Regions from separate parts of the Homo sapiens genome. Here region 1 is linked to region 2. Evidence: chromatin loops called from intact Hi-C (ENCODE). Cell type or tissue: GM12878. All regions are shown on one strand. Each heading gives the region's core, and the rest is flanking DNA. Links, peaks and the distances in the headings are about the cores only. Region 1 overlaps DNAJC15 (DnaJ heat shock protein family (Hsp40) member C15). Region 2 overlaps DNAJC15 (DnaJ heat shock protein family (Hsp40) member C15).

Evidence for each region. Peaks named below come from ENCODE experiments on the same cell type or tissue, not always from the same donor. Only the 100,000 strongest peaks of a DNase experiment are listed, where the experiment ranks them.
Region 1: it touches region 2 in a loop (2.3-fold over the local background); 5 of 110 quality-filtered maps call a loop at or near these places.

The regions. Positions count from the first base shown.
Region 1 is chr13:43,029,352-43,032,166 of GRCh38, forward strand. The region is part of intron 1 of DNAJC15 (DnaJ heat shock protein family (Hsp40) member C15); the gene reads left to right. Among named protein-coding and RNA genes, the nearest start is that of DNAJC15, 7.2 kb to the left of the region's middle. In GM12878, for the core only: no CTCF peak of the experiment used is centred there; a DNase peak (open chromatin) is centred at 1,400.
Region 2 is chr13:43,073,596-43,076,410 of GRCh38, forward strand. All of the region lies in intron 3 of DNAJC15 (DnaJ heat shock protein family (Hsp40) member C15), which reads left to right. Among named protein-coding and RNA genes, the nearest start is that of LINC00400, 38 kb to the right of the region's middle. In GM12878, for the core only: no CTCF peak of the experiment used is centred there; a DNase peak (open chromatin) is centred at 1,398; H3K4me3 peaks cover 782 bases; H3K27ac peaks cover 1,129 bases.

The DNA of each region.
Region 1 (2,815 bases), core at 51-2,550, 44 kb before region 2:
TCTTCATTTCCCTCTGGTACAACTCTTGTTTTTCTTGGACTGAAATGTTCAGTCTCAAAATAGAAATTTTAGCATTTTATAACACTTTCAGGCAACTTATATTTATCTAAAAAGTTATTTACTGCCTATGTTGTTTAGGGAGAATAAAATGCCATAGGGAATTTGTAAACAATTTTGGTGCCTTTTTTTTTTTCCCCAGCTGTAGCAGCTATGATGGAGTGATCTTTTTTCCCAGTTTTCAGAAATTTTTTGATTCATGGTAGTGGAACATTTATAGTAATTTTTCTGTTTTTTTAATTGTTGCTGTTGTTATTTTGGTTTTTTTAGTGGATATTTGAAACCAGGTAGTGGTAACAGATACCTGACATGGCCCATTTGTTGATCTGCTGGCATTATTTAAATAATGTTTCTTCTCTTTGAAATATGCCTTTTTAACTAAAATTAGATATTCTTTATAGATGGGGATGAAGTTTTAAGAATACTCGTTCTCTCAGTTCCCAACATAGTACCAGGCACATGGTTGCTCTGCCTCATAAATTTTTGTTGAATCATTAAATTAACAAATGAATGAAACCAACAGGCTTGGAGATAAGTAGATTAGGGAAATGTTATAGAATGATGAACGGACAGCCTTCAGGAATTAAAAAAAGAATAAGATAAATGAGACTATGCCTCTTTGACTTTTGTAATAGTCAGGAGAGGCCTAAAATGTCAGTATCTAATAAATATGTGTATAATCAGAGTACGTATAATACTCTGACTTCTGATGTGCTTTTTCAAGTTTTGATCATTGCTTATTAATATCTCCAATAACACAGGCAGTCTCCAACTTAGAAATAGGTTCTGTTTTTAAAATTTGTCAATTAAATTCATTTTAATAGATTTTTGGGTAACACCAAATATATGGAAGCTATAAACTAAGTGTGTATAGGGAGGGTATAAATAAACCAAGATTGCCACCCTCAAGGGCAGAGGATAGCAAACTTAATTTGTAAAGGGTTAGATAGTAACCATTTCAGGCTCTGCAGACCATATAGCATCTGGCACACATTTACCTGTGTAACAAACCTGCACATCTAGCTGCAACTACACTGTTGTAGACTGAACACATAGACAATAAATAAATGTGGCTATTTATGAAAACAGTTGCTCTAGGAGGCAAATTTGGAGCAAATTTAAATGCCCAATTAAAGACAGTTTCTCTAAGTGCTATCATATTTTTGTTCATTTATTTATTCATCCATTTAACACTTTATTTATGGAGTCGTACATTATTAGGTAAGGTTCTGAGTCTAAGTGCTATAGTGGATACAAAGATGAATCAAATACGCATTTTTTCCTCAAGGGACTTGACCAGAAACTAAACCTAGACTCTCAGACTGGGAACTCCCCAGCAGTGGAGATCCTGCCTGATTCACTTTTGAGAATGACTTCTAGGGCCAAGCACAGCACGGGGTAGGTTGCAGATACTTAGTAAATGTCTTTTCAAGGGTAAGGGAATGAAAGACTAAGGCATAGGTGTCATAAGAGAAATATATGGATAAAATGCTTGATTTCGTAGGAATGAGCCATTGTTTCTTATTTGGGAAATCAGAGAAAACTGTGAAAAGTGAGTTGAATGAGTAGAACATTGAGAAAAGGGAAGAATGTGAGCTAAGTTAAAAAGATAAAATCTTAGGCAGAGGTAGCAAATTCAGATGCTTAAAGGGGGCAGTCACGTGGCACAAATGAGTGAGGGGATGACTGGGTTAAATGGTGTTGCATTATGTGAGTGATGATTATAGCAAAATGAGAGAGCACTTGCTTTTCTAAAGGAGGCAGATCATTGGAATAAACCATTATTACCAGATGTTTGATTTTTCGAAAGAAACCAGAAAGAGATAAATAAGTTTTTCTAAAATGTGGGTTATATCAAGGAAGAAAAATAGGGAAAGGTAGGTTGGGTTAACAACTGTAGATAGCTCCAAATGGCGGGTTAAGGAATGTGTGGACTAAATTTGTAGGCAGTTAATTTTGTAGGAGTTGTGTGATCAGTGGAGGCCTTCAGGAGAATCAAGCCCAGAGCAGTGTTTAAGAAGGGTAGAAACTAAACCTAGACTCCTAGACTGGGAACTCCTCAGCAGCGGAGATCCTGTAGAAGAGGACAAGCCTAGTTGAAAATGCGTTACAGTGGGCAGTACTTTGGGAGTGTAGAGGAGGAGATGATGGCAGCAATAAGAGTGATGATAGCTGAACTGTTTTGTGCCAGGCTTTATGCTAATGTTTTAAATGCATGAACTCATTTAGTCTATATAATAATCCTAGCAGGTATAGATCCTGCTAATATTATAACCCTCTACTTGTAGATGAATAAATTGAGGCTTAAAGCACTGAAATAATTTGTGCAAAGTCACACATTTGAGAAGTAGATGAATCCCAGAGGTACTCTGCTTTGTTGCCTCTGTGCTCTTATTCAGAATATTCTCTTTGTTTCTCTTTCCCCTTCAACTTCTTAAATTATGTCACGGTCTAACTAGGAAAACATATAACTTAAATAATATAAAACAAGGGAAATGTAATTCAAGGAATTGGCTTCATAGCTAGTGGAGTTGTTGAGAAATGAAACTAGGATGGTGAAGCAATCCAGAGATTGGGAACAGCAAGGAACCACTAGCACTCCTAGAGCTGTAGGGCCAAAGGGAGGAGTTGGTGTTTTTCAAAACCACTCTACATTAATTGGAACCACGGATGTCTGTTCAGGGGGAGCTGGAGCCACTGCTGCTGCTGGAGCAGTTGCTAAAGACGGAGAGGAAGGGGCGGTAATACCGTGGTTTCT
Region 2 (2,815 bases), core at 184-2,683:
GAATTTAGTGTTCTTGTTTTCCTGAAAAGGGTTTCTTTTTTTCTCTGATGTTTGAAGCTGCTGGGATTTTTCTGTACATGCAAATTTTACCTAGGATTTCTTTAAACTTTCTGGTTTGCTATTTATCCCATTTCTTGTTTTCTAGGCCTATTAAGGGTGTTTTAAAATTTACAGTGTCTTTACTCATTTCAAAGGCACTTCGGAAAGCAAAAGATCTTTATGATTCAGTCTGCTCTTTTGAACAAGTGCCCTTTTGCTTGTTTTTTTGTTTTTTTTTTAAATTAATGTATTAATGTATATTATTGACTCAGCCAATGTCTAATTACCCTTAAATTTTTTTCTGGGGGAGAAAACCCATCCTTCTTCTTTTTTTTTTGAGGCTTTGAATTTTCTATTTGTGAATCTGTCCTTTTATTTGAATATAATTTTTTAAATTGCATTTATTTTGTTTTATGATCAAGTGAAATTTATGGAAAAATATACTAATTAAATCATCCTTTGTTAGCTTTAAATCAAATAGATTATTGTACATAATAAAGTTTATAGTTTATGATAAATGTATTCTTTTAAAACTATGGGATGATCCAGTTCTTCTCTAGTTGTCTGGAGGACTTTTGTGTTTCAGGCTATTGAGTGAATGAATTAGCTAATGAATACTTTGGTTTAACTTAGCAAAGGAGACACAAAATAATCTAACATGGCACTATAGCATTTATTGCTAATTTTAGAAGGAAAATGATTTTGATTTCTGTCATTTATATATACAATATTTTATGAATGGGATAGTACAAAATAATCATTTGTAAGGTCCAGGATGTGTTTCTGTTTTCAGAAAAAAAGGACCATTTACTCCATCTATTTGATGGTATACTTGTTCCTTACAGTAATCTCATTTTTTGGATCTAAACATTTTCTTTGACCTACCACAGTGTTGTCAGAAAATGGTTCTGCAGTGGCTTATACCTGTAAGTCCTAATATAATGCAATGTGGGTATATTATTTTCAAGCTTAAAAGGACCTTTCAGTTTTATTAGTGGGGAGGAGTACAGAGTTACAATTTTGTGCTTTCTCATGACATAGATATTAATTCAAACATAATAATGGATTAAAATACTGTGATAACAGTTTTGTTCTATTTAAAGTTATATAAGACCTAAATTTTCTAGAAGTTTAGGAAGCATGATTTTCTCTGAAGAAATGTGTAAATACAGTTGACCCTTGAACAACCTGGGTTTGAACTGCACAGGTCCACTTAATCATGATTTTAAAAAATAAACTCAATGAGCCCTCCATGTCTGCAATGAAATGTAGATCAAAAATGTAGTATTCATGGGATGCAAAACTCACCTATGCTGAGGCCAACTTTTTGTATCTGTGGTTTCTGTAGGGCTGACCGTGGTGCCTGAGTGCAGATTTTAGTATGAGTGGTCCTGGAACCAGTCACCCACAGATACTGAGGGTTGAATGTATTTTAGTAGTGTGTAACATAGCAATTTTTTGTTTTCTCTTTGTATACTTTTCTGCACCCAGCCCCACATGTTAAGTCTCTATTCTCAAAATGGTCTAGATCTTTTTGGAAGGGTTGTGTTGATTATATGTATATACAGATTGACTTACTCGTAATAAAATCAGTGTTCATATGAACTTCTTCCCGACACTAGATTTTTGGCAGCCTTTTCTGAAACTCTATGTCTACCTGGGCAAAACTGAAAGTGAAAAAATTGCTCAGATACCAATACCTGCTTTTAAGATTAATGAGCTTGGTGACTATAGTGGGAATGACAGTTTATGAAACATGATAAATTTATCTTTTTTATTATGCTGGCTCCAAATTTTAGAGCTCCCTAAGGTAAATAAAGACTCATTGAAATATTTTTTTCCTGAATAAAGAATTATTCTATGTAGTAGTTCAGGCATGATTTAAAAACAAAAGTAGGAGCAAATATTTGGTGATACTTCTGTTTTGTTATGACTAAATCAACTAATTACCTTTAATTTAGGGAGTAACGTATGCATCTAGTAAAAATTTTGGTTTCCTGAAAGAAACCTTAAAACCAGCCCCTATTCCTCTAAGTCCCTCGTTTTTTGAGACAGTCTGTCTCCATTGCCCAGGCTGGAGTGCAGCTGTGCACTCACAGCTCACTGCAACCTCCACCTCCCAGGGTCAAGTGATTCTCCTGCCTCAGCCTCCAGAGTAGCTGGGATTACAGGCATGCACCACTACACCCAGCTAAGTTTTTGTATCTTTAGTAGAGACGGGGTTTCACTGTGTTGGCCAGGCTGGTCTCTAACTGACCTGAGGTGATCCGCCCGCCTCAGCCTCGCAAAGTGCTGGGATTACAGGCGTGAGGCACCACAGTCGGCCCCCTTACTTCTTTCCATTTGTATCTGTATCTGTATTTCTCTCTCTATCTCTCTTTATATATGTGCATACTCTCTATGTATGTTTAGAAAGATATAAAATTTGTTCAGGTTAGTATGTGTGCTTAACCCAATTTGATTATCCTTCCTCTCCTCAAAACTTGTGTCAGGGGTGGGGGACTATTTGTTTTTTTACTGGATTATAAATTACTTGAAACTTGGAGAGTATATTATATTCTCACAGTATTGATTCATTGATAGATTAGCATCTGTGTGATGAAGGACAGTCCTTGATCTCTCATTTGAAAAGTGCCTGGTACACAGCAATTGCTGAAGTGTTTATTGAATGAATTAATTGCCAGGAATTATTTATTACCAAGTAGAAATTTATAATAAGCTGTTCAAAGAGTATAGCTTATATAAATGGCCAGATCTGACTCCCTAGAACCCATTT